Regions from separate parts of the Homo sapiens genome. Here regions 1, 3, 4 and 5 are each linked to region 2. Evidence: read pairs that join two places in POLR2A ChIA-PET (ENCODE). Cell type or tissue: MCF 10A. All regions are shown on one strand. Links, peaks and the distances in the headings refer to the core of each region. The heading gives the core; the rest is flanking DNA. Region 1 overlaps SLC2A1 (solute carrier family 2 member 1). Region 2 has its middle 63 kb from the start of SLC2A1-DT. Region 3 overlaps SLC2A1-DT (SLC2A1 divergent transcript). Region 4 has its middle 74 kb from the start of CFAP144. Region 5 overlaps SLC2A1 (solute carrier family 2 member 1).

Region 1 (6,700 bases), core at 2,245-6,244, 85 kb before region 2:
AGATTTTGACAAAAAACAGAGTAACAAAATGCAAAGTGTTCTTCTGTGGACGAAACTAACCCCAGAGGAGGACTGGTTGGGAACGGTAATGCCCCGTTTATCAGGCTCCACCAAGAACAGGCTGCTCTGAATGAGGGTGGATATGGGAACGGTCCAGATAAATGGCGCTTGCCCTTCTGAGGGTCCAATCTTTCCTGACCCATTATGGGGTGAAAATGTGAAGAGATTTCACTTTGCTCTCCTGAGCAACCAGACCTACAAGCAGGGCTGCAGGGCAATGGTGTCTGCCCTTGGGGCTCTCTCCAGGGGCAAGGAGAGGTGTTTGTCCCTGTGCAGACTGGCTCCTGATGGCTAAATTTCTGCATTCCATAGTTCTAAGGTATTCCCCCAACCCTCTGTGGTTCAGAGGCTTGTCTTGTACAACTCTCCACACCTCTTTTGAAATTTGCCAAGAAGTCAGCAAATGGAATTTGTTTGAATTGTATACAAAGAAAGAGTAAATAGGTGCTAAGTAAGGCTTGAAACTACCTAAATAAGCTTGAAGATCTCTTGAGATGTTGGGGCAACTGACAAGAGGGCTGTGTGTAAGTGAGGTGTGACCAGAGCTCCACCCTGAGTTACGTCTCCTGCCTGTGGTCACACAGTCAAAGGGACCCAACCTTGTCCAGGGCTGGCTCCTGGACGCTGCCTAGCTGCTCTGTTACTCAGACCACTTTATGGGGTGGAGGAAGGGTGAGCAGCCAGCTCTCTGCATGTTCACCTTGGCCTAGACCCATCCTCTCCAGCCCACAGCAGCACTTCCTGGCCAAGCTGAGGCTGGGGAGTGGGTTTCTGCCTCTTGATGCCTGAGATTTCTGGGAAGAAGCCACGCCTGGTTTTCCAATTCCTACTGCTGGTTCCGGTGCTCTGTGCCCTCTCCTCCCTGGGGATTCGTATGGGGTTCCACGCTGACTCTTGGCCCAGGAAAGGCAGGGGGATGCTGGAGAATGAGAAGAACCCTACATGGGGAAAAGCTCTGGGGTCACATCCTCCCTAGAAGTGTCTGGGTGCACCTCAGGAAAGAAGAGTCTACTTATTATGCCCTGACAGGATCCCACAGGCCCAATCCCGCCGGCTCCCAGCAGCCTCCGCAACCCTGGGTCATGTGTGAGGTGAGACCTGGCACGTGCCTGTTCTGAACGCTCCCACCTCACATGCCCGTCCCAAGCTTAGGATTTAAACACTTGATGCTGCCACCACCCCACATCCATCCATCACCAGGTCCTCTCGATTCTGCCTCCGAGTCTGTCCTACTTCTCTACCCAGGCAGCCTGCCCTGGGTCTCATCTGGATTCTGCTCCCGACTCTTCCTATCCACCAAAGTCAGACCCCATTTCCCACAGTGAACCACCCCTCAGAATGCAGTCGGAGTCCTGCACACCAAATGTGCCAGGCTCGGCCATCCACCCGCTTCTCTGCTCCCTTCCCAGCCCAGTCTCTTCACCCAGCTGTGGAGTCTGGGTGGCGGCAAGCGTGTTGAGGAGGGAGGAGCGGTTCTGGTTAGTTCCTGGGGGGACTGCCATGGTGTCGGCCAGCCTAGAGCTGAGGGGCTACTACAGATCTCTGTCCAGGTGCCTCACTGAGCCTAGAGGACACCCACCATGGAGACCACCCTGGAGAAGCAGGTTGACTCTGGGCAGCTGAGATCCTTTGAACCGGATGGCTTCTGGTACGCGAAGCTATTCCTCACCCGGTGGCTCTCCTGGGGTGAGGGGGAGGCCTGCCCAAGCCTAAGGACACCTGGGAATCCCCACACCACCTCCCGCCAGTCGAGGCAACTGTGGGTGAGACTACATGTCTGCCCATCTGCCAAGGAACTTCTCACTTCCCCTTTGTAGAGGGGCATGAGGCGGCGAACACTGCCTGGCACATGGGTAAGCTGTTACTGCTGTCACTGTTGCTCTCTCAAGAAAAGAAGTCACCACTTTCGGAGGAGCCTTAGGGACAAGGTTTTCCATTTTGAAATTGCCAGAAATCATTACCCTAAGAATGTAAGAGTAAGGAGGAACCTGAAGGAACTACGGGCCTGCCTCAGGGAATAAAGCTAGTCTCCAGACCCTGCTCGGCTGCTCCTGGCAGAGGAACCCAGCACTCTGTAGCCCCAGAGGGCAGAGGTGCCAGGGCCAGACTCCAGCTCAGGGGAAGGAAGAGCTTTATAGACTTCAGGGTATGAGGCTGCCCACCTTACAGGTGGTGAGTTCCCTGTAAGTAGGGAGCATGCAAGTCAAAGTGCTCCAGAGCCGGACTGGGGTAAACATTTTATGTAAAAGGCTAGCTAGAATCCATTAGGTAGGGTCTGTGAGCCACATATGGCCTCTGTCACTCATTGTTCTTTTTTTCTCAACCTTGTAAAAATGTAAAAACCATTGTTAGCTCATGGGTTGCACAAAAACAGGCTGCTGGCTGGATGTGGCCCTCCTGCCAACCCTTGATCTAGGATTCTAGACCACTGCCAGGAGGGGTATGCGTTTTGGAACCTCTGGCTGGTCTCACCATCCTTCCCTCTAGACATTCCTTTACCCCAGGAGGACTAGGTCAGTTAGGTCATCCCCAGCAGGGATCCCTGGGCCAGGTTTAGGCTCGGTCTCAACTCTCCCTGTGCTCTACGGGATGCTATTGTGGGGAAGAAGGGGCTAAACTGCCAGCCAAGCTTTCAGCGCCAGTTACAAGGAGGAAAGGGCCAGCTTCTCCGGCTTAGCCTCTCAGCCTGGCCTTCACCCCTGTTCCTTGCCTGCCCCTGTCTTCCAGTTGGGGCTGGCCCCACACTGCCCTTCCCACAAGCTCTCAGCCCAGGGCCTTCATCTCCACAGCAACTCTCAGCCACACCCCAGGGTGAGCTGGGAGATTGGAGCCAGATGTTCCAGGTGGGGCTGGACAGATAACCCTGCCCACTGGGTCCCCTGGGGCCTCACTTTGGGGCCTGGGGGAAGAGGCCCAGGTTGGGGCTAGAGCTGGGCCCCAACCCCCCTGCAGAGGGCTGGACCACCCAGGCTGCTTCCCTGGAACAGCCCTGACATGGCTAGCCTCCAAACCAAGGCCAGGCCAGGCCAGGCCTCCCGGTAGACAGAGGAATCATCCCACTGCCGTGGCCACACCCGAAGCCCTTCTCAGCTCTTGCAATAAAGTGTCTCCTCTACCCCAACTATGACTCACAAGGCACACGCAGTGACTCCCTCATACGACCTAGACACCTCACACCTTTGCTTGGGCCTAATCACCTTTCAGAACATGCACAGATACTCCTCTGGAAAGCCTTCCTCCCGAGAACCACCCCTCCCACTCCACTGCAACTGGTTCTCAAACAGAGACGGCTTTGGTACCCCATAGGACATCTGCCAATGCCCAGAGACATTTTTGGTTGCCACACTGGCTACTGGTATCTAGAGGGCAGAAGCCAAGGATGCTGATAAACATCCTCCAATGCATGGGACAGGCCTCTACAACACCAGCAGAAACATCACAGTGCCAAGCTGAGAAACCCTGCTCTAAGGGCGAAGCACCCTCTCCCTCTTCCTTCCCTGCTCCCACTGTGCTTGCTCGCATTTCCATCATCGCCTTTAGAAGACTAACTGTAAGGTACCGTGTGCTCCCTGTACAGTAAACCTCAGCACGGAGATGGTCTGTCTGATGCATCCATGTTGCTGGTGCCCAGCACGGTGGTGGAGGTGCAGAGTTGACACTAAATGACCAACAAGCCATGAATCTAACTGAAGGGCTTGAGGGGTGATGTGATATGACAGGGTGTGATGGTGTAAGAGATTGTGCAACTGTGTGTGGGAAACCTGAGATGTTGGTACATGACTGAGCTTGACTCAGCTCCAAAGTGAGACCACACACTGCCAGCTAGGTGGCAGTTGTAGGTGAGTGAAAGGGTGTTTAGGTGCCCATCTGGGACTGTGTCCATCTTCCACAATGGTCAAGGGCACAGACTAGGGCCAGACTCCCCGGAGTTACATTGCAGCCTTGCCACTTACTAGCTGTGTGTCCTTGCTTTAATTGCTTAACATTCCTGTGCCCCAGTTTCTTATAGAGCAGGGAAAATTATGGTGTCTGCCTAATGGGGTTATTTTGAAGAACAACTGAATTACTATTTCTAGAGTATGTATAACAATGCCTGGGCAAGCTATAAGTAAGCAGTAAGGGTTTATGGTAGTGGTGACGGGTGAAGGGGAGAGAGGACTAGAACTCTTTGGATATAGGAGAGAGAAGGAGAGGCTGCCTAGAGCACGAAGCCCAGTTCAGCCTGACGGGACACAGGGCTTGGGTTGGGAGGCGGGTGTTGCCTCCAGCTCTTTCACTCACCAAGCTGGGTCATCCTGGGCAGACCTCACCTCCTCTGCAGACCAGGTTCCTCCTTTGTCAAACAAGGAGTGTTGTTTGTCAAACAACTGAGGCCTTTCTGGCCCAAACTCTGGATTCTGAGGATGCCTTATTCTCAGACATGCCTGACACTGTCCCTTGGGCCAGGACTTCATGGTTTCTCAGTGGCCGTCAGTCATCTCTACTGGCAGCTCAGTCATTTGGGGAGGGGAAAGGCAGTGCTCGGATGAGCCCAGTATGATGGTCAGGATTCCCTGGTTCATTTAGCTGCTCCCTCTGTGGCTGGGCTCACCTCTTCTGCTCTGTCCTCCTCCTCCAGGAGGGGATGCATGGCAGGAATGTCCTGTCACACTCACAGCAGGGCAGGGGCAGTGTGCAGAGCTGGGGAGGCACAAGGCCTGGAGCCCACCTCTAGCTCAGCCTCTCACTCTCCAGATACCTCATCTGGCTTCAGTTCCCTCATTTAGAAGAGGGGAAGATGTCAGCCCCGCCTGCCTTGTAGAGTTGCTGTGAGGTGGTAATTTATGGGGTGGTGCTTTGTAAACATATAAGGTAGTATGATTAATTAACCACTTCCAGGAGGAAGCCCTTTGGGGCCTGTTTTATGGAAGAGAACAAGCTTCTGGCATCCTCACCACTTGTGGGGCAAAGTCTCTTCTCAAGAGTAGGCAAACTGTGGCCAACCCAATGCTGTTTCCTAAGAGAGGTTCTTCTAAACAGACAAGGGAAGTCAGTGTGCCCACTGCAGGCAGTTAGCAATTCCGCATCAGCAGAACATTTCACACCCCTGCACCTCTGCAGAAGCCCCTCTCACTGCCCAGACACCTGCCCCTCCTGCCCTATGAGGTCAACTAACCCTTCAAGGTCGAGCATGGCTGCCAAGTCCTTCGTGAAGCCCTTTTTTTAATCTCCCCTGTCACCCCAGCCCCAGCATTAGTTGCCCCGTTTGCTCTCACAGCACCTTGAAGCCCTCTGTTAGTGACACTCTGGCTTTCTCCAAGGGGTCTCTCCCACTGCTGTGGAGACAGGGCCTGGCTCAGACTGTGTCTCAGGCAGCTCCCTGAGGGCCAGCATGTGCCTGCTGTGTTCACAGCTATACTTCTCTCTCCTTACTGTCTAGGACCGCATCTGGCACAGCGTGGATGCTCAGGAAGTCCTGGCTGAATGAAAGGGTTGGCCAGATGGAATCTCTGTGTCGCCCTAGGGCAGGCCTTCAGCCTACGCGGGCACAGGAGTCTCTCTGCCCTGTTACTACACATGGGCTCTGAGCCTCACTTTCATTTCTTCTTCTTGGGTCCTTCTGTCCTCTCTTCACATGTTACATGTATCACTTCTAATCTGGCTCCTGGTTGGAAAAACTACAGCCAGCCTTGTGAGAAGTGTTTGTAAAGTACAAAAGTCAACAGACCAAGTGTCTGGGTGCTTGCCCAAGAAACACCGCTAGATTTCAGCGTTCTCAGTTCTGGCCACTCACATCTCCAGCTTCGGTCTGCTGGGGCTGGTTCCTGAAGTGACCTTTGGACAGGTGACCATACATGGTCCTATGAATGCAGTTTACAGGCTCATCTGGGCCCTCTGTGCTGCTGACCAGCCCCGTGATGCCCTGGTCAGAGGTTCTGCCCATATTCCATGACAGTTATAACCTCTTGCCTATTTCTGATTAGATGGGAGGCCCCGGGGATCACAGAAGTTCATCTCAGATTTGTCTACATCTTCAGAAGTCTCTCAGTCCCTGGCTGGGCATGGTGGCTCATACCTGTAATCCCAGCACTTTGGGAGGCCAAGGCAGGTGGATCGCCTGAGGTCAGGAGTTTGAGACCAGCCTCACCAACCTGGTGAAACCCCATCTCTACTAAAAACACAAAAATTAGCTGGGCGTGGTGGTACACACCTGTACCAGTAGCCCAGCTACTTGGAAAGCTGAGGCACGAGAACCACTTGAACCCAGGAAGCGGAGGTTGCAGTGAGCCAAGATCATGCCACTGTACTCTGGCCTGGGCAGCAGAGCAAGACTCCGTCTCAAAAAAAAAAAAAAAAAAAAAGGTATCTCAGTCCCTCCTGGCCAAAGGCAGCCCCTCCCTTCTGCTCCGACACCACCCTCCCTCCTGGAAGACCTCCGCCCTCACTTCCTTATCTTCACCCTCTCCTGCTGATTCCTTCCAACATGTTTAAAAATAACCTTCATTAAAATAAATAAATAAATTCCTAGCCATACCATCATTCCAAACCTCCTCTTTTCTCCCTCTCCCACCAACTCTTTTGGAAGAGCCGTCTCCACCCTTTCTCATCTGCCTCTCACTCTTCACCCAATCGTAGTGAGGCTTCTATCCACGCTGTGCCA
Region 2 (6,700 bases), core at 1,257-5,256:
CCCTGCAGTCCCACTAGAGGTTTGCTGTTTATTTCTTAGGCAATGAGAAGCTCTCACCAGCTCCGGAATGTGCTGTGGGAAGAGGAGGTGAGATGGGATATAGTGGATCCTGGGTAGAGGCTGTGTGCGCAGCAGGGCCGGGGGAGTGGGAAGATGGACAGGAGGGGACGGCCTTGTGAAAGACCATTGCAGGGTTTGAATGAACAGGATTTGGCAAATGATTGGGTGTGGTGCAGGGGTGGGGTGAATGAGCAGGGGAAAGACAGAATACCAAGAGCATGGTGCATCTCAGCAGGAATGAACATCTCTAGGACATGTCTTATTTAGGAAGCATCAAAAGGGTGAAACTAGCAGGGAACATTATGTGCTGAAGAGACCAGGAAATCTTTTCTGAGCATTAGTCAGTTGGATTTCTCTTGCCTTTAGCTTCCTTAAAAATTATAATAAAGTCAATTTTTATTTATTTTATTATTTATTTATTGAGATGGAGTCTCACTCTGTTGCCCAGGCTGGAGTACAGTGGCACAATCTCAGCTCACTGCAACCTCTGTGTCCTGGGTTCAAGCAATTCTCCTGCCTCAGCTTCCCACGTAGCTGGGACTACAGGCACGTGCCACCACGCCCGGCTAATTTTTGTATTTTTAGTAGAGACGGGGTTTCACCATGTTGGCCAGGCTTGTCTCAAACTCCTGAGCTCAAGTGATCCACCTGCCTCGGCCTCCCAAAGTGCTGGAATTACAGGTGTGAGCCATTGCGCCAGCCCGTCAGTGTCTTTCTCTTCCTGCAGCCACATGACCCTTGGTTAGTCCAGCTCTGTTGACCCTGATGGACTTTTTCCCTGTTTGTTACAAGAATTGGGTCTCTTTGATTCATACCTCCCCATAGACTGGAAACTTCTTAAGGACAGATTATATCTGATTTATCTTCATATCCCCAGTACACAGCATATAATACACCTCAATGGATACTGGATGATGAGAATAATGATGATAGTTTCCATTTATTGGGTGTTTAATCTGTGTCAGACACTGTGGTGAGCCCTTTTCATATATTACTTCATCTCATGATTGGTATTTTAAAATTTCTTGGCCGGGCACAGTGGCTCATGCCTGTAATCCCAGCACTTCGGGAGCCCAAAGTGGGCAGATCACTTGAGGTCAGGAGTTCAAGGCCAGCCTGGCCAACATGATGAAGCCCAATCTCTACTAAAAATACAAAAATTAGCTGGGCGTGGTGGCGGGTGCCTGTAATCCCAGCTGCTCAGGGGGCTGAGGCAGGAGAATCTCTTGAACCTGGGAGGTGGAGGTTGCAGTGAGCCGAGATCATACCACTGCACTCCAGCCTAGGTGACAAAGCAAGACTCCATCTCAAAAAACAACAAAAACAAAAACAAAAAAAAATTCTTTGGTTGTGGGTAACAAAATTAAACTCAAACCAACTTAGGAAAAAATTAAAAAGATGTATAGCACCTAATTGAAAGTTCCATGAATCAGTGTAGCTTTAGGCTTGTCTGGAACCAGGCACTCAAACACTGTTTCAAGGAGCCTTTTTCTCCATCTTTTGGCTTGGCTTTCTTCTGTACTGACTTTGTTTTCAGAAAGATGATCCTTGTACTTAGCAACCCCAGCAGAAAAACAGCATCTTTTCTTCAACACATCCAGCGAGGGGTCCATGACAGACCTTCAGTGCATCAGCTTGGGTGTGTGCACAATTCTGGACCAATCATAAACCAGGGAGATCAGATTTGCTAACTGGCCACACTTAGGTTATATCCCCATCCCTGAAGCCATGGGAAGGGGTCAATCTACCCAAATGTAAAGGAAAATCAGATGCTATATATCTTTGTCCAGACAATGAGAAGAAAGAAACAATAGCTACTTTCTATAATAGGTATCCTTGTTTTCCAGATAAAGAAACTGAGGCACAACAAAAGGAAGTACCTGCCAAACATTATTAGCAGGTGAAAAGGCAGGATTGAATTCAGGTCTCTTTCTCTAGAGCCTGTGCTCCTCCAGGGCAACAGACAGGGTCTTTCTCATTTCTGGGTCCCCTCACTCACGCCCCCAAGATCTTAGCCGACAATTGGTCCTCGATTCCAGTGGTCCTCAAAGTGTGGTCCGTGGACCATGCAAATCAGCTAACTCCTTGTTCCTAGACCACAGTGAGCTAAGTACCAAAATCCTGAGTAAAAAATTAGAAATGTTTTATAGTAATTTGGAATTGCCACAACATGCAAGGGGTGTGACCTGAAAAGATGGGTCTGAGATCGATTGTAGATAATTTGAGAAACACTGCTCTATTCAGTTATACCTAGAAGGAAGGCATGAGCCGTGGGCCTGCAGAGGAAAGCATGGGGTCTCCAATGGATCCACCACAGGGAGGCAGGTGGGCAGACTGCCCATCCCACCAGTCAGATGGTGGTCTTCACTTGGCCAGCCTAGAGAAGTCTTCCTAGGAACCCCACTATTACCATAAGCCACCGCAGCTGATGAGCCTCTCCCATCTCACAAGAAAGGCAGGCAGGGAGGCACAGGCCCAAGCAGCTCCAGCGCCCAAGGGCTCTTGGTTCTAGTCCAGCTGGATACTGGCTGATCCTGCCCAGGGCCTGCAGACACCTGGCACCGTCCTCCTGGGCCGCACCCACCCCGTGCTTCCACACTGTGCCCAGAGGGAAGATGATGGCTGACACAGACTCGGTGGAAAAGCCACCCCAAAACCAGAATTTATTTTTAAGCTGAGGTGGAAGGTCAGCTGCAGGGACACGCTGCCACCTCCCTTCTTGACATGAGCCTCCTTGAGTTGGCACCAGGATGTAGCATGGCTCCCACCCTTGCTTCCCCTTTGGTTGGACACTCTCCAATGCCAGGGTCATGCACCAACAGAGCAGCTCCAAGAAAGAGCATTTTCCAAAGCCCAGATGACTCAGAGTGGTGAGTGTGACCGGAGGGGAGGTTCAGCACCCAGCTCAGACCTTTGTTTGGGAGTTAACGATTCCTCCATGCTGATTTCACCTGCCTGTTCTATCGTGCCCAGTGCGGTGAAAACATCCCAGATACTCTGTATTACAAGGCCAGCTCTGCAATTTTGCTGAGTAACTGTAGGCTGCTCACATAATCTTTCTGTAATTCAATGAGATGACTGCATTTGGAAAAGGTTGGAGCACCCACATCACAAGCCGATTCTGGGGGCGAACTGAGGTAATGCTGTAAAGCACCTCCTATGCACAGACCCATGGAGCATGGGAGTGGATATGAAGATGCTCCCTCACCCCTTCCAGGAAGCTGGTAGCTGACAAGGACTCAGGCTCAGTCACTTCCAGCTGTGTGACCATGCGTAGGTTTCTCAGCTTCCCTGAGCCTTGATCATCTCATTTATAAAGAACAAAATACCCAACTGGAAAGGCTGGCGGTAGGAGTAAATGCAACTGAATATGCAGAAGAGCGTGGCACACAGTAGGTACTCACTGTATGCTCATTCATTTCACACATATTTATTGTTAATGCTAGGGACTAGGTCAACTAGGTCAGGCATTGAGGCTACTATGGTGAGCAAAGAAAGACATACCCTGTCTCTTCCCTAGGAATTTAGTAAAGGAAGTGAATTGTGAGTGAAACAGATAGGCACACAGATAATCAAATCACAGCTGTGGCACCCACTACAAAGGTGAGGTGCTAAGTGCTAAGTGAAGATGGGACAAGACGTTCAACTCACTTAGTGAAGTCAGGAAGGGCTTCTCTGAGGCAGTGATAATTGAGCCAAGGTCTGAAGCATGAATGGGAAAGCATTCAGGATGAGGAACAACATGTGCCAAGCCCTGTGATGGGGAATCCTAGTTAGTTAAAGGGACTGAAAAGAGGCCAGTGTGGTAAGAGCCCAGAGAGCAAGGTGGGGATGGGGTAAGGGAGGGCTGGAGAGGAGAGGAGAGGCCAGACCTCACAAGCCCTATAGGCCATGCTATGGATTTCAGTCTTAGTCCATATTTTATAATAAATGCGGGTGAGGATTACATGATCATACTTGCCTTCCAAATAGATCCCTCTGGCTGCAGCTTGGAGGTGAAGTGTGTGCACCAACATAATACAGTTAGCTGTTAGGAGACCACTGCTATGCTGCAGATGAGTGATTAAGGAGTTTGAGGCTAAGGTGGTGATGATGGAGATGGAGAGGAGGGGATGGAGGCAGCTGTGTAGGTGAAGTGGAAGGCGCTTTGTGCAGCATTGCCTAAGTGTGTCAGGAACAATTCCTGGTGGTACTACTGGAGCAGAAGTAGGTTTGGGGATAAGCCTATCAGTCTGGTTTTGAACAGATTGAATTTAGGATATTTCTGAGACATCTGAGAGACAATGACCATTTCCCATCAGGTTTGGTGAGAGGTAGCCCACTGGTACCATTTTAAAATAAAGACATTTTAAAAATATGGAACACATCACAAATTTGTGTGTCATCCTTGAGCAGCTGTATCATTCCAATTTCAATGTATGTGCTACTGAAGCAAGCACACCACTGGTACCTTTATCAAGGGTATTTTTAGTGAGTGATGGAGCAAGAAGCTTGTACATGGGAACAAGGACATTTGTGAGTGATGGAGATGTTCATTACCTTTATTATAGTGAGGGTTTCCCAGGTGTATACATATGGCAAAACTCATCAAATAGTACACTTTCAGTATGTGCAGTTCATTGTACATCACTTTTGCCTCCCTAGAGCTGTCAGAAAAGACGAGTGGGAGGTAAGGACATGGAGACAGTGCAGACGGCCCCTGCCTCTGCAGTGGAGATGAGAAACAGAGAGTGAGTGGTTGCTGAGGGAGATGAGAAGGCGACAGAGGTGGCATTTGTTTTTGGTTAAGAAGGTGATTTGGGCTGGGCACGGTGGCCCATGCCTGTAATGCCAGCACTTTGGGAGGCTGAGGCGGGCAGATCACCTGAGGTTAGGAGTTCAAGACCAGCCTTGCCAATATGGCAAAACCCCATCTCTACTAAAAATGCAAAAATTAGCCAGGCATGGTGGTGGGTACCTGTAATCCCAGCTACCCGGGAGGCTGAGGCAGGAGAATTGCTTGAACCCCGGAGGCGGAGGTTGCAGTGAGCTGAGATCGCACCATTGCACGCCAGCCTGGGCAACAGAGTAAGACTCCATTTCAAAAAAAAAAAAAATGTAATTTGACTGTGTATAAAGGCTAGCTGAAAGGATCTTATCTAGAAGTAGAGACAGAAAATCCAAGAGAAGAAGGGATAATAAGAAACATAGGTTCCTGAGGAAAGGGAAAGGGAGGGCACCAGAATCCAGGTGGAGGGTTGGCTTTAGATGAGAGCGACAGCTTCCATGTTGAAACAGAGGAAAAGAGAAGAGGGTAGATGTAGGGGTGTGTGCATGTCTCTGAATGTCTGCATGTGTATGTGTTCACATGCATGTGTGTGCACGCAGGTGTGTGTGCGTGTGTGTGTGTGTGTCAATGGGAGAAGACAAGGGGTGGCATCTTCTTTCTCTGTTAAGTAGAAGGTGGTGTCATCTCTAAGAATAACGGCAGAGGGGTACAGGTTTGAGGAGTGGTGAAGTTTTTTAAGATGCCAATGGATAGTGGTTGATTACTGAGCAGTGTCCAAGGCCCATTCGAAGTGAGGGTCCTGGAGCTATGGGGAAGCCTCTGGCTGTGGTGGGACTGTCTCAGCAGCATTTGGCTTGCCAGGGACAGGCATGGGAGGATGCAGAAGGGGGGGAGTTTGCTTGACCAGTGAGATGAAGACACAGGGAAGAGAACTCATAGCATTGAAAAGACCGTTACTGAGACACTGCACCTCCACGCTGAGCTGTGATAAGGAAGGACATGAGGAAGAAGAGGGTGATGGGCTGGAAGAAAGTAGAGGGCCAGTGGCTGGAGGGGCCTGTGTCGTCAGAGAGCACAAGCGGAGGGATTCATGCAGTTGGTGAGTGGGAAGAGGAGAGGCTGTGGGCAGCTGGCGAGGTGTGGGAGTTAGAGTTTTAGAGCTGGAGTGGTTCTGGCTGTCAGCAGGGTCCACGGTGATGCTGTGGGAGGTGACTGATGACCAATGGGAGAATGAGTGAATCGATTTGTGTGGTCACCTGAGCCATTTTCTTTCTCCAGTTAGCCCAGCAGCCTGTCTGTTTCTCATCCTTTGGTTTACAGCAACTTTGCCCCCAACTCCACGACTTCCTCAGTCTTCTTGTTTTTTTGAGACAGGGTCTCAGCTGGAGTGCAGTGGTGTGAATATGGCTCACTGCAGCCTCGATCTCCTGGGCTCCAGCGATCCTCCCACCTCAGCCTCCCAAGCAGCTGGGGCCACAGGCACACAACACTACGCTTGGTTAATTTTCTAATTTTTTGACGGGGTCTCACTTTGTTGTTCAGGCAGTTCCCGAACTCATGGGCTCAAGCGATCCTCCTGTCTCAGCCTCCTGAAGTGCTGGGATTAGAGGAGTGAACCACCACAGCCAGCCTCTCAGCCTTCTTTCATGTTTTAGCTCAAAACGTCCCTTCTACTGAAAAGCTTTTCCTGAATGCCAAGGGGGTACTTGTGCAAACTAAGCCTCCTCTGATGTGGAGACTCTGCCACCGTCAACACCTGCCACCACGCCTCTTATTCCATGCTCTCCCCATCTGGGTTTCTGTGTGTCCCATCCCCTTATAATTTTTGTTAGTTTTCTTAAGTGGTGACTTGCATCTGCTGGGTGCTCATCA
Region 3 (6,700 bases), core at 1,081-5,080, 57 kb before region 2:
ATCACAGAGGCTCCCAAATGCCAGGTATAGGAGTTAGGGCTTTATGCAGTGGGTAGTGGCGAGCCATGGAGAGTTATTGAGCAGGGAAAGGACCTGAGGAAACCTCAGTGTCCCCACAAGCCTACTCTACCTGAGGCACTAAAGGGGGTGTGAGGAGGCTGTGGAACCCCAGCATTCAGCTTGAACGACCTAGTGCCCCTTCCCTAGTCTGCGCCCACACTGACAGCTTTATTCCCTGGAGGCTGCCTTTAGTCCTGGACGGAACTCGGCCTCTTCTGGGTCCGATTCTAAGCAGTTCCAGCCCCAGCTAGTCTGGAGGAAAAGAGCTCTCTGGGACTGGCTAGCAGGGAGGTGTCAGGTGCCAGGCGGATGCTGGAGCCTAGTGTGTGCCTCAGAGCACGCAAGTGGGTGGGGGAGGGGTGGTGGTGGTGATGGTGGTGGTGGCAGGGCCGTGCAGGGCGGGTCCTAGCAGCTCCAGAGTTAGGAGTGAGTAAGGCGGGCTGGGAAAAGACTCTGTTGCCTTTAAAGGCAAGCGTCCCTGGCAGCCAGGAGGAAAGGTTTTGCTGAGTCAGCTACAATTGGTACAAGAGGGGATAGCAGGGGCTGGGACGGAAGCCCCCCTAATCCAAAGGGTGTTTTGCAATTCAAATCCTCCTGGATTGCAGGTAAACACAGTGATGGATTCCAGGAAGGTCTGATGGGCCAGGCAGGACAGTTTTGTGTGTTTAATGTTTTCATTCTGATTTGCACATCTGCTTGAACCACCTGCTTTCAGAAAGCTTTTCGGCATCCCTTCTTTATCTTCTGTATGCCCTCCGACCCTCTGCAAATGCACTTATCAGGGCTACCACCTGCTCGCTGATGCTGGGGGAATTGAAGGCACATACTCCCCTCCCTTCTCTCCTGACTACCAGGCTTTTCTGTCCAGCTGCCTCCAGGATGTCCCTCTGGATGTCCCACAGGTCCCTCACACTCACCATGCTCAAACCTGAACTCATTATCTTTGCCCATCCCTTCCTGTCCCCACCCTAGAAATGGCTCCTCTAGCCACCAAATTGCCCTAGCCAGAGATCTGGTATCTTCCCTGACCCCTCTCTGTCTCCCTCATTCCCCATATCCAGTCAATCCCGTGGACTTTGCCTGCCCATCCCGTGGACTCTGCCTGCCCTCTCCATGCAGACAGTCCCTCCTCCAGCATAGGCTAGGACCACTATTCATTCATCCTCCTCCCTGCCACCACACTGGTCTCTTTAAAATGCACAGCTGACCACATCACTGCTTTGTTCAAACATCTTTCCATGGCACGCAATAATGTGGCTGAATCTCACAGACATATTGAGTGATAGCAGCTGTGCGAAAGAGTGTGATGTCATGTGTATAAAGTTTAAAAACAGGCAAAACTTATCTCCGGGGTAACAGTAGTTACCCTTGGAAGGGAGGGTCGCGACTCTGGGGGCGGGTGCTGGTAATCAGGGTGAGGCAGGTGGAGACCAGATCAGCAGTACTGATGTTTTTTCCTTTTGCCTCGAGCTTTAATATGACTCAGCACAGCATGTTACTAATCCTGTTTTTATTTAAAATTTTGATATTTTGTCATCATGGATTTTTTGCATTAATTCTGGTTTTTCAAAAATACTGCATTAAAAATATTATTTATCCTGATGACAGAGTCCGCCGCCCCCCTCTACCCCCCTCCACCCCTGCTTAAATTTTACAGGGGAGGTGAGTGCCTTTCTTGTGACACCCTGTTTCTGACCGTGTTGGTAATGTTGTTTCCTCATCAGGGTGCTGGTTGCGGGTGTGTTTAGTTTGTGAAAATGCATTGAGGTGTGTACATTTCTGATTTTCGTACTCTTCTGAATGCATATTTTGCTTCAATTAACCAAATTGAATTTTTTTTTTTTTTTTTTTTTACTTAAAATATTTCTGTAATTCCAAGGGAGTGTCTCCATCTGCTTCTTCCAGTGTCCCCAGCACCAAAAACAGCACCTGCCTCACACTGGGTCTCCTACATTTTTGTTGAATGAAGGAATACAACATTTCAGTTAATTTAATTCCAACAGCAACTCTATGAAATAAGTATTTCTCTATTTTCTTTTTTTTTTCTTTTTTTGAGATGGAGTCTCACTGTTGCCAGGCTGGAGTGCAGTGGCGCAATCTCGGCTCGCTGTAACCTCCGACTTCCGGGTTCAATAGATTCTTCTGCCCCAGCCTCCCAAGTAGCTGGGATTACAGGTGCGCACCACCACGCCCAGCTAATTTTTGTATTTTTAGTAGAAACGGGGTTTCATGATGTTGGCCAGGGTGGTCTCGATCTCTTGACCTCGTGATCCGCCCGCCTTGGCCTTCCAAAGTGCTGGGATTATAGGCGTGAGCCACTGCGCCTGGCCTTTTTCTCTCTGTTTTCTAAAGGAGAAAACTGAGGCTCAGGGAAGTAATTTGCCCAAAATCACACAGGTAGTGTGAGTTCCAGCACCTGGATTGAAAAAATAAATGGAGTCAGGTGTGGTGGTGCGTGCCTATAGTCCCAGCTACTAAAGAGGCTGAGGCAGGAGGATTGCTTGAGCTCAAAAGTTCAAGTCCAGCCTGGGCAACATGGTGAGACCCCATCTCTAAAAATAAATAAATAGGCCAGGCGCAGTGGCTCACACCTGTAATCCCAGCACTTTGGGAGGCCAAGGCAGGGGGATCATGAGGTCAGGCATTCGAGACCAGCCTGACCAACATGATGAAACCCCATCTTTCCTAAAAATACAAAAATTAGCCAGGCGTGGTGGTGTGCACCTGTAATCCCAGCTACTTGGGAGGCTGAGGCAGAACAACCTATTGAACCCAGGAGACGGAGGTTGCAGTGAGTTGAGATTGCACCACTGTACTCCAGCCTGGGCAACAGAGCAAGACTCCGTCTCAAAAAAAATTTTTTTTTAATAAAAATAAAAAATAATAATAAATGGATGACTTGACTCTAGAGAAACTTGTTTTAAATCAAATGCTGCCAGATTCTCTGCCTTTAAAGAAAGCAATAAAAACAACAAAAACTCCAACTGGCACTGCCTGCTCTGATCCAGCAACAGTACAAGCAGTTTGCTTTGCCTGGCTCTTATCGCTTAGATTACAATTATTTGAGCCTTATCTTCCTCTGAGATAATGACCTCCTCTAGGGCTGGGGCTCAGGTATTCCTGTCTTGCCTCTGTCCAGCAAGTTATTTGGCACAAGAAAGAAGCTATAAATGTTTAATAAATGAATTAATCAAAGAATGAATGAAGGAGGAGGCTGACAGTGGTATTTGGTGGGTGGACCACAGGTTTTGGAAACAGACCTGCTAGCTATGTGTCTTTGGGCATGTTACCTCACCTGAATCTCAGTTTCCCCAACTGTAAGATGGGGATAATAGCAGTACTCACCTCTAAGAATTATTGTGAATATGAAGTAAGGAAACGTGTATCAGGTGACTATCCTACAGTAAATACTTGAAACGTGGTAACTATTATTATTTCCATTTTTTTACATTCTCAAAGCCTGATTTTCTTCAGGGTTGCAGGGGTCTTCCCCTCTCAATTTCCACGTATTGTTTTCTGGAGGTCTGTGAGGTTGGAAGAAGAGGACCTGATGATGCCTCCCCGAGGAGCTTTTCTTCCCCGTGGGGTGGGCAGAACTCTGGAACGTTCCAAAAGTCTGGCTTCATGGCCCAGCTCCACCTTGTGATTGGCGAGTTCCTTATTACCAGTGAGCCTCAGTTTTCTCTCTGTAAAATAAGGCCCATAATAATCTTTTTTTTTTTTTTGAGACGGAGTCTCACTCTTTTTGCCCAGGCTGGAGTGCACTGGCACAATCTCGGCTCACTAAAACCTCTGTCTCCCGGGTTCAAGCGATTCTCCTGCCTCAGCCTCCTGAGTAGCTGTGATTACAGGCGCCCACCACCACGTCCACCTAATTTTTTTGTATTTTTAGTAGAGACAGGGTTTTACCATGTTTGGCCAGGCTGGTCTTGAACTCCTGACCTCAAGTGATCCACCCGCCTCGGTCTCCCAAAGTGCTGGGATTACAGGTGTGAGCCACCGCGCCCGGCCCTCTTTTTTTTTTTTAAGACCCAGAATGATGTTGACCTTGGAGATCTCTGGGGAGGATTCAATGGCTTGGCCCTGGGCCTGGTGCACAGTAAGCCCTCCACAAGTGTTGAGTCTGAGGAAGTAACCTGGCACCCTGAGGCTGGGGGAACAGCAAGGAGACCAGAAGGATCCTGAGAAGCCCAAGGACTGATGGGAAAAACAAATAGCCTGGCACAGTTTTGTTTTATTCTTAGAATCATATTTCTCCAGAGAAGTGGAAAAACAATGCCTTTCATGCCGATATAACTTTTTCTTTCTTTTTTTTTTTTTCTTTTTAGAGGTAGGGTCTTGCTATGTTGCCCAGGCTGGCCTCAAACTCCTGAGCTCAAGCAATCCTCCTGCCTCAGCCTCCCAAGTAGCTGGGACAACAGGCCAGCACCACTGTACCTGGCTTTGATATAACTTTGTAACTCTGCAAAACTCCTTCCCACATGTCATTCCTTGGGTCCTCCCCACACCTTATGCTGCAGGCAAGACTAGAATTATTCATGTATCCACAGTTGTGAAAACTGAGGCACAGAGAAATTAAGCCACTTGCTTGAGATCACAGTGAAGAAGGAATTTGGAAGCAAATTGAAGGTGTAAAACCTGGGCCTCCTGACTTATAGATACCACCATGCAGCAATTTGGATCTGAAAGAAAGCACACAGCTTATGCCCAGACAGAGCAGCCGGTGTCTAGCTGTGCCCGCTTGCCCCGCCCAGCTCCCACCTGGATGCCACCTGGCAGTCATATGCACATTCATCACGGAGGAGCTGGCTGACTCACACATTATACTGGAGCTGACTCATGCTTTGCAAGAGGGAGAGAGAATCGGTTGAGAGCCACAGGAGCCCCTGCTTTCCACATTGAGGCTTGAAATTCATGCCTCAAATCCACCGCAGTTCATTTCTTTAAAAAGGGAAAGCAGTGTGAGCTGGCTGGAGCTGGGGATCTCTGGACTCAGAGAAGAGTGGTTTGGTTCAACTCTGGGCTCTGTTACAAGTTGGCTGGGTGACTTCGGGCAAGTCATTGTCCCTCAGTCTCTTCAGCTTTGTAACAAAGGGGTTGCAACAGATAAGCGCCAAGACTCTTCAAGCGTCTGAAAGGCTGTTCTTGCTCTGGGTTGAGAAACCTTGTCATAATAATGTTGTATGTGTTGCTAATTTACTATGTGCCAGGTAAGTGATTGGTATGGAGTTATTAATATCTCATTTAATTCTCATAACGAATTCTAGATTTACTGTTTTTTATCCTGTTTCTCAAAGGAGGAAACTGAAGCACAGTTTCAGAGTGATTTGCCCAGGGTTGAGTAGGTCAGCAAGTGGCCGAGCTAATAATTGAACCTGGTTTGTCCCCAGACTTTGTATAAAATCTAGTCTAAGGCCGGGCGTGGTGGCTCATGCCTGTAATCCCAGCACTTTGGGAGGCCAAGGCGGGTGGATCACAAGGTCAGGAGTTGGAGACCAGCCTGGCCAACATGGTGAAACCCCATCTCTACTAAAAATACAAAAATTAGCCAGGCGCAGTGGCAGGCGCCTGTAATCCCAGCTACTCGGGAGGCTGAGGCAGGAGAATTGCTTGAACCCGGGAGGCAGAGGTTGCAGTGAGCCGAGATCGTGCCACTGCACTCCAGCCTGGGTGACAGAGCAAGACTCCATCCCAGAAAAAAAAAAATCTGCTCTACACCTTTATCCTGTTAGACCTCAGTTTCCTCACTTAAAATTAAACTACATGACATAAATTTTACCATTTTACCTATTTTAAGATTACAGTTCAGTGTCATTAAGTGCATTCACACTGTTGTGCAACCATTGCCATCATCCATCTGAACCCACTAAATAATAATTCCCCATTCCCTGTTACCCCTAATCCCTGGCAACCTCCGTTCTACTTTCTCTGTGAATTTGACTACTCTAGGTATCTCATTTAAAGTTTCCTCATCTTTAAAACTACGATAATAAAGATCAAGTGTTATTCAATCCTTCTCCCAGTAGCGCGGTTGGCTCAGACTTGAATTTAAGTCCCAGTTCTATTCACCTACCCCTCAGGCAGGTTGCTTAACCCCTTTGCCTCCCTCATTCCCATGTCCCTAAAGTTGGGCTGGTGGACCCTGATGGGATGATCACAGGAGACAGTGGGGATGAAGGTACTTGGAAAGCCCAATGCCACTTCTAGAACTTGTTATACCATCTTCCTGGTGGGCTGGAACCCTGGCTTAGATTTATAGGTGTGACAGCTGGGGAGGCTTTAGAATGGCACATTACAACCTGGCCAGTGCCCAACCCAACATTTGGGGCTGAGGCTGGGAGGCAGAAGCCACATCAAGGAGGGCTTTGACTGTTTGGCTATAGAGCCCTCCCCTCATGGAGCTTACATTCCAGCCTGTACACCTGGTATTGTAAAGTGGCTGGTGTAGTCTTTACTTACAGAGACTGCTCAGGCAGTAGTCTGTCCTGCGTGTTTCTTTTAACTGGTTCCTGCTCAGGCAGTAGTCTGTCCTGCGTGTTTCTTTTAACTGGTTCCCGGAGGCCTGGTCTTGTGGCTGAGAGTCCTATCTTCCCTATTTCCTTAAAGTAATGATTGTTAGGATATTTTGGTTGCAAGTATC
Region 4 (6,700 bases), core at 1,655-5,654, 51 kb after region 2:
TTCACCTCTATTTTGGGGGATGGTGAAAGCAGTAGGGTCTCAGACTGTTAGAGCAAGAAGGCTCCTAAAGATTATCTAGTCCCACCCCCTCCGTCTTACAGATGAGGGCACAGGCCCAGAGTGAGGGATCTGGATCCCCCAATCACCTTCTGGAAGGGCAAGGACCATGTTATCAGGTCCGCTGTCTCCCCATCACCACAGGCCTCTCCTCCATCATGCTGCATGACCTACCCTGGGTAGAGGAAGAGGAATTTGAGAAGGCCTTGGAGGGAGCATTTTGACATATGGAGGTGGGGTTGAGACTCTGGGTGGCAAGAAGACATGGGTTAAGGTGTGGAAGTGGGCAGCTGAGGAGTGCGGTCAGAATGGAGAGTGGGACAATTGGACACACTGGGTCCTAGGACTGAAATGGCGTGTCTGAGCTATACATGAGGGTCCCCGCAGACCAGGTGGAAGCATGTGGACTTTATCCTGTAGGTGATTCTGGTAAGAGGTAAAATTGCCATGTAGCTGAGTGGTTTAGGGCACATGATCTGCAGTCGAATCAGATTATCTTGTATTCCAATCCCAGCTCTAAGACTTTGGTAACTGTATAACCACACATCCCTGAGCAGATTAAACGCTCCATACCTCACTTTTCTCATCATTGGAATGGAGGTAATAGGCCATGCATGGTGGCTTGCATCTATAATCCCAGCACTTTGGGAGGCCGAGACAGGACAATAGCTTGAGTCCAGGAGTTTGAGACCAGCCTGGACAATGTAGTGAGGCCTTGTCTCTATTAAGAAAAAAAAAAAAAGAAATGGAGATAATGATAGTATTTCCCTTCCATGTTTGTCTTGAGGAATAAAGGAGAATACAGGCAAAGCCCTCAATGCCTGACACTGGTCAGTGCTCAGTAATAGCTGTGATGCTCCTGGTGGTGAGGCCTGTATTTAAGGCTAGCCCAGAGGGACAGAGAGAGGACAGGGACACCAGTGGGGAGTCCACGAGAATCATGTGGATGAGATGCCACGCTGAGGTCCATGACGCTGTCCCCTGGGTTAACTGGCTGGAGTCCTCAGCAGGGCTGCAGGAAGGTGGGCAGAACCCCCTCCACTGAGTGGCCTTGAGTTTGTTCCTGGGTGACCAGCACCTGAAAAACCATTTTCAGAGGAGGATTGGTGGGATGGGGAGGAGACTGGGGAGAGATGGGGCTCAGCTTCTGACAGCCTGAGGGTAGTGGGGTGGGGCCCGGGAGAGATTTGGGAAGCTCAGGTCACTCATTGCTCGTGGTGCTGGAAGTTGCTGGTTTGGGTGAGGTCATGCACCAGCCTAAGAGAGAGGAAAGGTGCCCTGCAACCCAGGGAACCCCTTTTGAGCCAGACCCTTGGGAGAAGCAGCAGCCACAGGGGCTAAGGAAACCAAGGTAAGCAGTGGTCAGAGAAGGTGAGGGAAGAATGTGCTTCAAGGAGGGAGCAGTCAAGACAGCCCCGTCTGGGGAAACAGCCAGGTGAGGAGGTAGAGGTGGAGGAAAAGGCAGCACAGAGGCCATGGGCTTTGGCATTGAAGAGGCCACCTCTGTAGAATCTGCTTTGCAGAAGAGGGAACAAAACCCAAGCTGCGGCTAGATGAGGGATTAATTAATGGGATGGGGAAGTGGAAACAGAGGCAGGTGTCCTGTGACTGCTCAGCAGCTTGGCTGAGGAGAAGGGGGAACGATTTGTGGCAGCCAGACAGGGGAGGTTCGGAGCCTTCTGGGGATGGGATGACAGGGGTGATATTCTCATATTTCCAGTGGAGAAACTGAGGCTCAGAGGGTTAAGAAGCTTGTGCAAAGTCACGATAAATTATTGGGGGAAGGCAGCCCAAGATCTCTGACTCTTAATGTAGTAATTTTCTAAATGGACAATTGAAATAGTGTAATACACACACACACACACACACACGGATATTAGTTCTGATCATAGAAGTAAAACATGTGCATGGGAGAAACCTAGAAACATGTGCAAAAATGTAAGAGAAAAACACAAAAATCACCTGTAATTCTACCACACAGAGATAAATGTTTTTACCATTGTGTGTCATGACTTTCTACTTTTTTCCTCTGCAAGTATACGTAAATACATACTGGGATCATGTTGCACAAGGTGTTTTGTAAATCCCTTGTTTCATTTAGTAACATAGCATAAATGCTTTTCCATAAGAATAAATATTCCTTGAGAATTTTTTTTTCTCTTTTAGCTCACAGTCTAGGCAGGAAGATAAGACTTACAGATGGGATTCTACAGTAAGCAGTCAAGCAAAATTCATGAGGTGGTGGCGAAGTGGCTGCATCCCTGGACTGGGAGCACAGTGAGCTGGCTCTTTGGCTTCTGACTTGTCCACTGATTGGTTATGTGGCCTTCAGCACACATAACGTATTTGGGCCTCAGAATCCCAGATATCTCCAAAGGGTTATCAATGAGTCTCTCAAGGCAAGCTGTCATGATGACAAAAGTGTTGAGGGAGAGTCTTAGAAAATGAAACCATGCCGGGCACGGTGGCTCACACCTGTAATCTTAGTATTCTGGGAGGCTGAGGTGGGTGGATCACCTTAGGTCAGGAGTTCAAGACCAGCCTGGCCAACACGATGAAACCCCATCTCTAAAATACAAAAATGAGCTGGGCATGGTGGCACGTGTCTGTAGTCCCAGCTACTCGGGAGTCTGAGGCAAAATAATCACTTGAACCCAGGAGGCGGAGGCTGCAGTGAGCTGAGATCACACCACGGCACTTCAGCCTGGGCAACAGAGCGAAACTCCATCTCAAAATAAAACCCAACAACAACAAAAAGGAAATGAAACCACATTATCATCATGATTCCGCAGGTCAATTTCTTTATCTGAAACTTGGGAAGCGTGTTTACCTACCTTGCCTGCCAGGATTGGTGATAATCAAATTAGATTAATTATTATTTTTTTTGAGACGGAGTCTCGCTCTGTCACCCAGGCTGGAGTGCAGTGACATGATCTCAGCTCACTGCAGTCTCTGCCTCCTGGGTTCCAGCAATTCTTCTGCCTCAGCCTCCCAGGTAGCTGGGATTACAAGCATGTACCATTACGCCTGGCTAATTTTTGTATTTTTCATAGAGACAGGGTTTCACCATGTAGGCCAAGCTGGTCTTGAACTCCTGACCTCAGGTGATCCGCCCACATTGGGCTCCCAAAATGCTAGGATTACAGGCTTGGGCCACCATGCCCGGCCTAGATTAATTATGATGTCTAAAAACAACTAATATTTGGACAATGTTTTGCTGTTTACCCACATTATCTCACTTAATCATTCCAACAATCCTATGGGGTAGGTACTGTTTTTGTATTCTATGTTTCCGGATAAGGAAACCATGGCTTGGAGAGATGGTGTCACTTGCTCAAGGTCAAAGGTAGTGAGTGGTAGAGTTGGGATTCAAACGTAGCTCTCCTTGTTACTAAAGCCATGAATCTTTGCACTGTGCCATTGTGATGTGTGATGCAGGCCTGCAGAGCAGTAGAGGGACATGGAAAAGAGGAAAAGAGAAAAAAAAGAGTAGAAAGTCAAGCTGCTTCATCCTTGGTTTAGCCGTTGTCGTCCCAGGTACCAACATCTGTGGGGAGTTGCCGCCCCCTGGTGTTCTATATGTGATATGTCCTGGAAGGGAGGAGAGCTAGCAATCTGCTTGCTCCACAGTAAAAGTGGGAGGAAGGAGCTCAGAATACCCCAGCTTGTCCTTTTAGAGTCGGGACGGGGGGTGGTGGTGGGTGCATATTTCACCCAACAGTTCTGGGTAGAAGCTTGGTATATTTCAGCCCCTACTTGCTCCTTATCTGGGTGCCCTAGTGCAGGGTTAGTGGCCACTTTGACAATATTCTATTTCTGACTCAAGTGCTAGTTAGAAGGGTGTTACATCATAATTATTCTTTAAACTCTCCATTAATGTTTCATATGCTCTTCTGTATCTATGATACAACTCAATAGAAAAAATAGGATTTTTGGCAATTCTTAGGGAATAATTTTTACTCTGGGCCGAAAAAATTTGTCATTGGCATAGCATCAAATGGCAGAGTGGTACAGCCAACACCTGAAGATGTGTACTTTAAAGGGCTTTTTCACCTGTTACCTCATTTTACAGTACCATAGCCTTCCAAGGAAGGTATTTATTTTCATTTTACTTATGAGAAAATAGGCTCAAGATTCCCCCGACCCCGCCATCCACCTGTCTGAAACCAGGAAACTTTCCAGAATCCCACACTGCCCCATTGTGGCAGCCCTTATGGCTCACTCAGTAAATAGGCCATAGTGGCATGCCCAAATGAGATCCATGTTGCCTCCAAAATCTAATGTGATGCTTCTTTCTTTGTGATGGGAGATGCCAGATGCAACAACTATCCTTAATCTTACAAGGGATATTTTCATGTTCACCTTATAAACGATATTTTGATGTGCTAGAGAGCTCTGGAAGCAAGAAATTTCACTAAGGTGGTAGATTCCTTAGTTTTTGTTTGGGATTTGTTCCATACCATCTGGTATATATGTGTCTTACCAGCGTGTCTAGGGTATCAAGTAATACTCACCTAGTCCAATCAATATGATTTTATCGTGTAGTAGGCCAGCATGATCTCCTATGAAATGGGGAAATTATTAGGTCCTAGCAGGCTAGAGTTTGATAGAGGGCTGGACAGTTGATATAGCTTTGAGTGAAGAAAGTGAAGTTGTATTGTTAACTCCACCAGGTAAATGCATTCTGCTTCTAGAGGTCCCTACTGACTGACATTCCTAGCTCTCTGTCTTTGGATATCTTGTTCTATAGTGTACCAAGGATGTTTTGGCCTTTCTCCTTAATGTAATATAGGCCACCATTAAGTCCAAGTTTCAGTTAGCCAGCCCAGTAAGCTGTTATAGCCACTATCAGTTTCTTGAGCTAACATATCTGTATCAATGAATTCAGTGCAATCAAAAATTACATTTTTCTCTCTCTCTGGTATAACACTCTTGTAATCCACTTCCCTAAATATTTCCCAGGCTTTTACTAGTATAGCCTTGCAAAATGTATACTGGCAAAACCTTGCAGTTCTTTTGGTGTTTTTGATATCTATTCTTCTTTTTTTTTTTTTTTTTTTTTTTTGAGATAGAATCTTGCTCTGTCACCCGGGCTGGAGTGCAGTGGCGCGATCTTGGCTCACTACAACCTCCATCTCCTGGGTTCAAGCAATTCTCCTGCCTCAACCTCCCGAGTAGCTGGGATTACAGGCACCCACCAGCTAATTTTGTATTTTTAGTAGAGATGGGGTTTCGCCATGTTGGCCAAGCTGGTCTCGAACTCCTGACCTCAGGTGATCCACCCGCCTCGGCCTCCTGAAGTGCTGGGATTACAGGCATGAGCCACTGCGCCTGGCCCCCTATTCTTTGTTAATTTGTATAAATTTAAGGTTGTACAAGTGTAGTTTTGTTACATGGATATTTTGAGTAGGCAAAATCTGGGCTTTTAGTGTATCCATCACCTGAATAGTGTACATTGTACCCATTAAGTAATTTCTCATCCCCCACCCTCCTCCCACTCCTCCACCCAATGTCTATCATTCCACACTCTATGCCCATGTGTACACATTATTTAGCTCCCACTTGTAAGTGAGAACATGTGTTATTTGACTGTTTCGGAGTTGTTTCACTTAGGATAATGGCCTCTAGTTCCATCCGTTTTGCTGTAAAAGACATGATTTCATTCTTTTTTTTTTTTTTTTTAATTTGAGACAGAGTCTCGCTCTGTCGCCCAGGCTGGAGTGCAGTGGTGGGATCTCGGCTCACTGCAAGCTCCGCCTCCCGGGTTCACGCCATTCTCCTGCCTCAGCCTCCGGAGTAGCTGGGACTACAGGTGCCCACCACAACGCCAGGCTAACTTTTTGTATTTTTAGTAGAGATGGGGTTTCACCATGTTAGCCAGGATGGTCTCGATCTCCTGATCTTGTAATCCGCCCGCCTCGGCCTCCCAAAGTGCTGGGATTACAGGTGTGAGCCACCGTGCCTGGCCAATTTCATTCTTTTTATGGCTGCATAGTATTCCATTGTGTATATATACCACATTTTCTTTATTCAGTCATCCATTTGGTTCCTATTCTTGAGTCACACTTTGTAGTCCGGTAGTCCTTCTTTCTCTTTGGATCTACTGTGATTTGAGTATTATTATGTGCCTGGAAGGAATGATGGATCATGCATATGGATTTTGAAAAGAATCAGTATGCCTCTTCAAGGTGATTACCTCTAGAAAGATAACTATAGAATCTTCTGGAAAGGGGCAGCTAACACCTTCAGATGAGAGGAAGGGCTGGTTTTCATGGCAAAAGAGAACTAGTATAATTTGGGGGCTCAAGGGGGTTTAAATCTACCGAAATGCCCCTATTACAATTCTCAGAATCTGTCTTTTTCTATCAACAATATAACTTTATATTTAAAAAGCAAGGCTGTGAATTTAATTTATATGTAATTTAGTCAACCACAGGAACAGATTCTGGTTTTCATAAATCTAGACTTTGCACTACAAAAAATAAGGGATTCCCTCAAGTTGGTCATATTTTCTGGCTTTCTACCTATGTAGCCAGCTGAGAATTTAAAGCTCTGACTTTGCCATATTATTTCTCCAACATGCTCAGAAGAAGCCAGCCCGTCCTATAGTCTTTGTATTCCTTATTTCTATCATAATGTTCTT
Region 5 (4,484 bases), core at 485-4,484, 79 kb before region 2:
GGATACCAGTGACTAATTCTCAACTTTTCTCCAGCCTGGGTCTAAGAAACAGACCCATACATACAGGTGCCTCCTGCACATCTCCAGCTGTGTCACCCCACGCCTCCATTCCTGCACATCCCACGGCCACCTCTCAGCTCCTGGCACACCTGCTCCTTCTTCAAACCACACATCACCCATGCCAGAAACCTAGAAACCATTTTTAAACCCTTCTCTGTTGCCCTCGCACGGAATTGATGACCAAATCCTGTCCATTCTTCCTCTGAGGGTTTGCTTTTATGTCACTAGTCCAACGGCAACTTTCTTGATGGTTTCCCGTCTCTAGTCTCACATTCTTAAGTCCGCCCCTCCATACCAGACGCCTGAGTCATTTCCCTACAATGCAAGTCTGATCACGTCTGCCCTGGGCAGTGGGTCCCTATTGTCCTCATCCTGAAGTCCATGCTCCCTAGCTGGGCCCCCGTGCTGGTGCCCATCCGCCCCTTCTGACTGTGCCGTGCCATACTCACAAGGCCCTTTGTGGTCTGGCTCTTGCCTACCTTACCTTGTTGACCTCCCCAACCTTTCCCCTCCTCCTGTTCACTCTAGTGACACACTAAACTACTCACGCTTTACTGAATGCCAGGCTTTCTGTCTTCTGGGCATTTTGCTTTGAAGGCCCCCTGCTCACCCCAACCCTGTTCTGTTTCTGGAAAACACCTCCTCTGTCCTGGCCTTAGAGTCCTAGTTCTGTCATTAACTCACTATGAGATCACAGTCAAGACATCATTAAATCCAGTAGCTGTCAACCTTGGCTGCACATTCGAATTGGTTGGGAAGCTTTTAATTGAATGCCCAAACAGCATCCCAGACCAATTAAATCAGAATCTGGGGGCGTTCTGGAAACCCCAATGTGCAACCAAGTGGAGAGCTCAACCTCCCTCTGTTTCCTCCCAGCCTGTCTTACAGACTTTCCATCTGTAAGGATTCCCAAAGGGAGCCAGTTCTGAAGCACACACTTTGGCAAGAGCTGTCAAGAGCACTTAGCAAATGCAGGGCTTGGGGCTGGTCCAAGCATGGGCCCACGGTCTCCATGCCCAGCAAACTTGGAAAAGTCCTGTCACCTCCCCTGCAGCTGAGCATGACTCAGCAGGCCAAGCCTTCCTGGTGACTTGCTCCTCAGCATCGGGCGTGGCCCCATAGCCACTGTCTGCCTATTTGGAAGAAGCCCAGCTAACTCTAGACACTACCTGGTTCCCCCAAACAGGACCCTGATCTTTGGGAGTCACTGCACTCACTTTCTAGCCCCATCCGTCTGGACAAGAAATGTGGTCCTGACGTGAGGACTGCCCACTCTCATTTGGTCCTCTCTGGGAAGGTACAGATTTTTAAACGGGCAAGGCAGCTGGTTAGGAAGACAACCTGAGGCCATGGAAACAACAGAGCTTGGCTTCTGACTCCAGCATTCAATAGCTTTGTGACCTTGGGCCTGTCGGCCATTTCATCTGCCTGGGCCTCAGTTTCCGGGTCTACAAAATGGAAATCACCACCCAATCTCATAAACACAAGCAAAATGCCTGGTACAGAGGAAGGGCTCAGTTTCCTTTCCTGTCCCTGCCTCCTACCCCCTACCCCCTTTTCCTCTTCTCTCCTCCTTAATGCAAGTAGGCTGGGCTGGAGGAGATGGTCTAGGTCCCTTCCCATCCTGACATTCAAGTAAACAAGTGAGGACAGATCTAGGATGCACGGCAGGGAGGAGGAAGCCAGCACAGACCTTCACCCCCTGTGGCTCCCTAGGGCAAGACGCCATTTCTGCTTTGACTGCCACAGGGCCTTCAGGGAGAGGACGCGGTTTCAACCTACAAATAAAGGAAGTGTGCTGCCTGTGGATGGGTATGAGTGCAGGCTCAAGGACCACCTGGCAGGCAGGTGTTGGATACCAGCTCTGTCTCTGACTTAGCTGGGTGATATTGGGCGGGTTTCCTCTCTCTGGCCGTTTCCCACACCTGCAGGCTGGGAGTGGTGCCTGCTGCCTCCTGACAGTGCTGCAGTGAGCATCAAGTGAGACAAGCCCATGAAAACCCTCTGCAGCCCCAGAATGCCACGGAAATGCAGCATTATTGTATTGAGCTTTGCTTTGAGTTTATTATATCATCAAACATATTATTAAATGACTGAGTTGGGTGGGGGGTTGGTCAAGAGGGCCTATACAAGACCCCAGGATTCTGTGGGACCTGAGATTCTAGAATTCTGCCACCCTGATTCCAAAGCAAGAGAAGAGTCTCTGACATGATCAGGGCCAGAAAACTGGCTGGAGAGGCAGACAGTACAGTGCGTTCATATAAATGACTCTAATTCAGGTGGTGGCGTGAGACTGTGGGCATGTGTGATGTGCAACAGAGCAGGCTGGTGTCCATAAGCCAACGATGGCACAGTACTCACCTTCTGGGGGGCATTGATGACTCCAGTGTTGTAGCCAAACTGCAGGGAGCCAAGCACTGCTCCTCCCACGGCCAGCATGAGGCGACCCGTCAGCTTCTGCGGAGAAACAAACCACACTGTTATAGGCGTGTCTGGGAGCAGGTTACTACAGGGCAGGGCCTGGACTGGCAAGTTTCTGTGTTCAGATATCTTGCCTGACTCTTGGCACCACACCAGTCTTTCTCCCAGGAAACTTGGCCAATTCCTGACCTTAGGTGCCCAAACCAGCCTAGCTGACTTCAAGATACTGGGCTGGCCGGGCCATTTCCTGGGGAGAGAGGGGAAGTATGATCTTCTCTCTCTGTAGCCAGGTCTCAGAGAGGGAGAGGCTTTGGATTCTTGGGGGTCTCATTTCCCTGGTGGAGCCATGCCTAGGGTCTGGTGGTTCTAGACTCTCTGACTGGGAGGCCCAGGAACCAGCCCTCCTATGCGAGGGGGCCCAAATTACTTGGTAGGAATAGCACAGATATAGATAGGAGAAGCACCCTGGATTTGGAGCTGAAGCCGCTGGCTTCTGATTCCAGCCCATCTGCCTGTTTGCTCTGTGAATTCCAGCAGGCTAAGTCCCCCATGTACCACCTCTCCCCTATCCTCCATTTGCTTGTCAGCAAAATGGCAACAGCTTCGTTTGTCACATTGGAGATGTGATCCCACCTTGCCCTACCCTTCCTGCTGTTCACAGGGCAGGAAACTGAGCCCTGAGAGGGTGAGGCAAGTTCCAGATCACTCAGGAGCCTGCAGCAGAGCTCAGGGCTCCGGACTCCTTACCCAGTGCTCCTCACGGCAATAATCCCCAAACCATAAGCCTCCCAAGGTTATATGGACATAGACGACATGCTAGGCGGGAATGCACTTTGGAAAAGTGCACAAGGTGAGTAAGAGTGTGGGGCTAAGGTGTTTCCAATGGGCAAAGGGATGGGAGAGAAAAAGAGCAGTTTGCTTCTGTCCATTGGAAGCCGAGGACCTAAGGCAGCAGGAAGGGCAGAGGCCAGCAGGTGAAGAGCCCTGCTTAGCCACAGGTGACTGAGAGGCCAGCAGGGTGTCAGCCCTGCTGAAGAAAAGTGCTCTTTTCAGCTATAAAAATGAGGAAGTCAGGAAATGTGACATTAGGCAGGCCTTTAACTGATTGTGGGAGAACAGGGCTGCGGGAGGCATGCCAAAGAAACGACTGGCATTCACTACGCACACTATACCAAGCTGGGCCCTGGAAGTGGGTGGAGCTGGCCATGGCCTGGCTGTGGGTCTCTGGGCCTTGGTTTCCACAGAACCCAGAAGCAGCCTTTACTTCAAGATCATCACAGATAGCCCTGGGCATAGCTGTTACCAGGCATATTCCCAGTATGGTCTTTTCATTCTCTGAAAGCGTCAGTCAGGGCAACGACTGCAAAAGCCAAGGCTCTCACATCAGAGGCTGCGAAAGAGGAAGAAGGCTTCGGCCCAGGAGGAGTGTGCAGCTCAGAGCCCCCTCTGTGTGTGCGCTGCATCCTTCCTTCCCATTAGTCTGTCTACCTGACCCCTTAGCCTGCCTCTGGACATTTATTCCACATGCTGGGGCTTCCCTCATACCACAGGGACTCCATTCCCTCTAAATCCTCTGCATTGCCCAACTAGAAAGACAGCCCCCACCCCCCGTATGTCCTGGCACTGCCCCCAGAATCTCCCTTCTCTCAATTCTCTGGGGAGCCTTCAGGCCCAGAGCTGTTGTTCCGAGTGGGTAGTGAGCAGCTGACAAATTTCTGGGGGACCCCAGCGACACACCAGGTCAAGCCTAATTCATAGGGTGGACACTAATTCAGAGGCTGTGGCAAGGCACTAAGCATCACCAGGAGGGCTCACTAAACAGCGACTGCTAGGCCCGCCACGTGCTGGGCTTTCTGCCTGCGGTATTACCTGCATTTGCTCATGGGATGCAAAGTATATACTGTATTTTTCTGGAACACATTAGAATAGATTAAAAAACAAGCAATGCAGTGACATCAATCTATCATTTAAGAAAACGTGGCATAGTGATATAATGGAATACA

The links. ChIA-PET counts read pairs that join two places held together with the same protein. Peaks named below come from ENCODE experiments on the same cell type or tissue, not always from the same donor. Only the 100,000 strongest peaks of a DNase experiment are listed, where the experiment ranks them.
Region 1: POLR2A ChIA-PET joins it to region 2 with 47 read pairs; 8 of 35 experiments call an interaction of 5 or more read pairs at or near these places.
Region 3: POLR2A ChIA-PET joins it to region 2 with 100 read pairs; 10 of 35 experiments call an interaction of 5 or more read pairs at or near these places.
Region 4: POLR2A ChIA-PET joins it to region 2 with 12 read pairs; 8 of 35 experiments call an interaction of 5 or more read pairs at or near these places.
Region 5: POLR2A ChIA-PET joins it to region 2 with 58 read pairs; 9 of 35 experiments call an interaction of 5 or more read pairs at or near these places.

Annotation. Positions count from the first base shown.
Region 1 is chr1:42,933,573-42,940,272 of GRCh38, forward strand. The region is part of intron 2 of SLC2A1 (solute carrier family 2 member 1); the gene reads right to left. Among named protein-coding and RNA genes, the nearest start is that of SLC2A1, 22 kb to the right of the region's middle. RefSeq lists enhancers at 1,074-1,866, 3,241-3,310. In MCF 10A, for the core only: no CTCF peak of the experiment used is centred there; DNase peaks (open chromatin) are centred at 3,159 and 3,819.
Region 2 is chr1:43,019,139-43,025,838 of GRCh38, forward strand. It overlaps the pseudogene LOC124904715. Among named protein-coding and RNA genes, the nearest start is that of SLC2A1-DT, 63 kb to the left of the region's middle. In MCF 10A, for the core only: no CTCF peak of the experiment used is centred there; DNase peaks (open chromatin) are centred at 2,583 and 2,943.
Region 3 is chr1:42,962,405-42,969,104 of GRCh38, forward strand. All of the region lies in intron 1 of SLC2A1-DT (SLC2A1 divergent transcript), which reads left to right. Among named protein-coding and RNA genes, the nearest start is that of SLC2A1-DT, 6.7 kb to the left of the region's middle. RefSeq lists a silencer at 274-568. In MCF 10A, for the core only: no CTCF peak of the experiment used is centred there; a DNase peak (open chromatin) is centred at 4,877.
Region 4 is chr1:43,070,192-43,076,891 of GRCh38, forward strand. No RefSeq gene overlaps it. Among named protein-coding and RNA genes, the nearest start is that of CFAP144, 74 kb to the right of the region's middle. RefSeq lists an enhancer at 1-270 and a silencer at 3,696-3,745. In MCF 10A, for the core only: CTCF peaks have their summits at 3,636 (motif pointing left), 4,257 and 4,457; a DNase peak (open chromatin) is centred at 3,620.
Region 5 is chr1:42,940,805-42,945,288 of GRCh38, forward strand. It overlaps SLC2A1 (solute carrier family 2 member 1), which reads right to left. Exons shown (of 10, transcript NM_006516.4): 2 at 2,422-2,517. Among named protein-coding and RNA genes, the nearest start is that of SLC2A1, 16 kb to the right of the region's middle. RefSeq lists enhancers at 3-511, 123-222, 2,037-2,545, 3,793-3,842, 4,273-4,402 and 1 more. In MCF 10A, for the core only: no CTCF peak of the experiment used is centred there; DNase peaks (open chromatin) are centred at 1,087 and 2,607.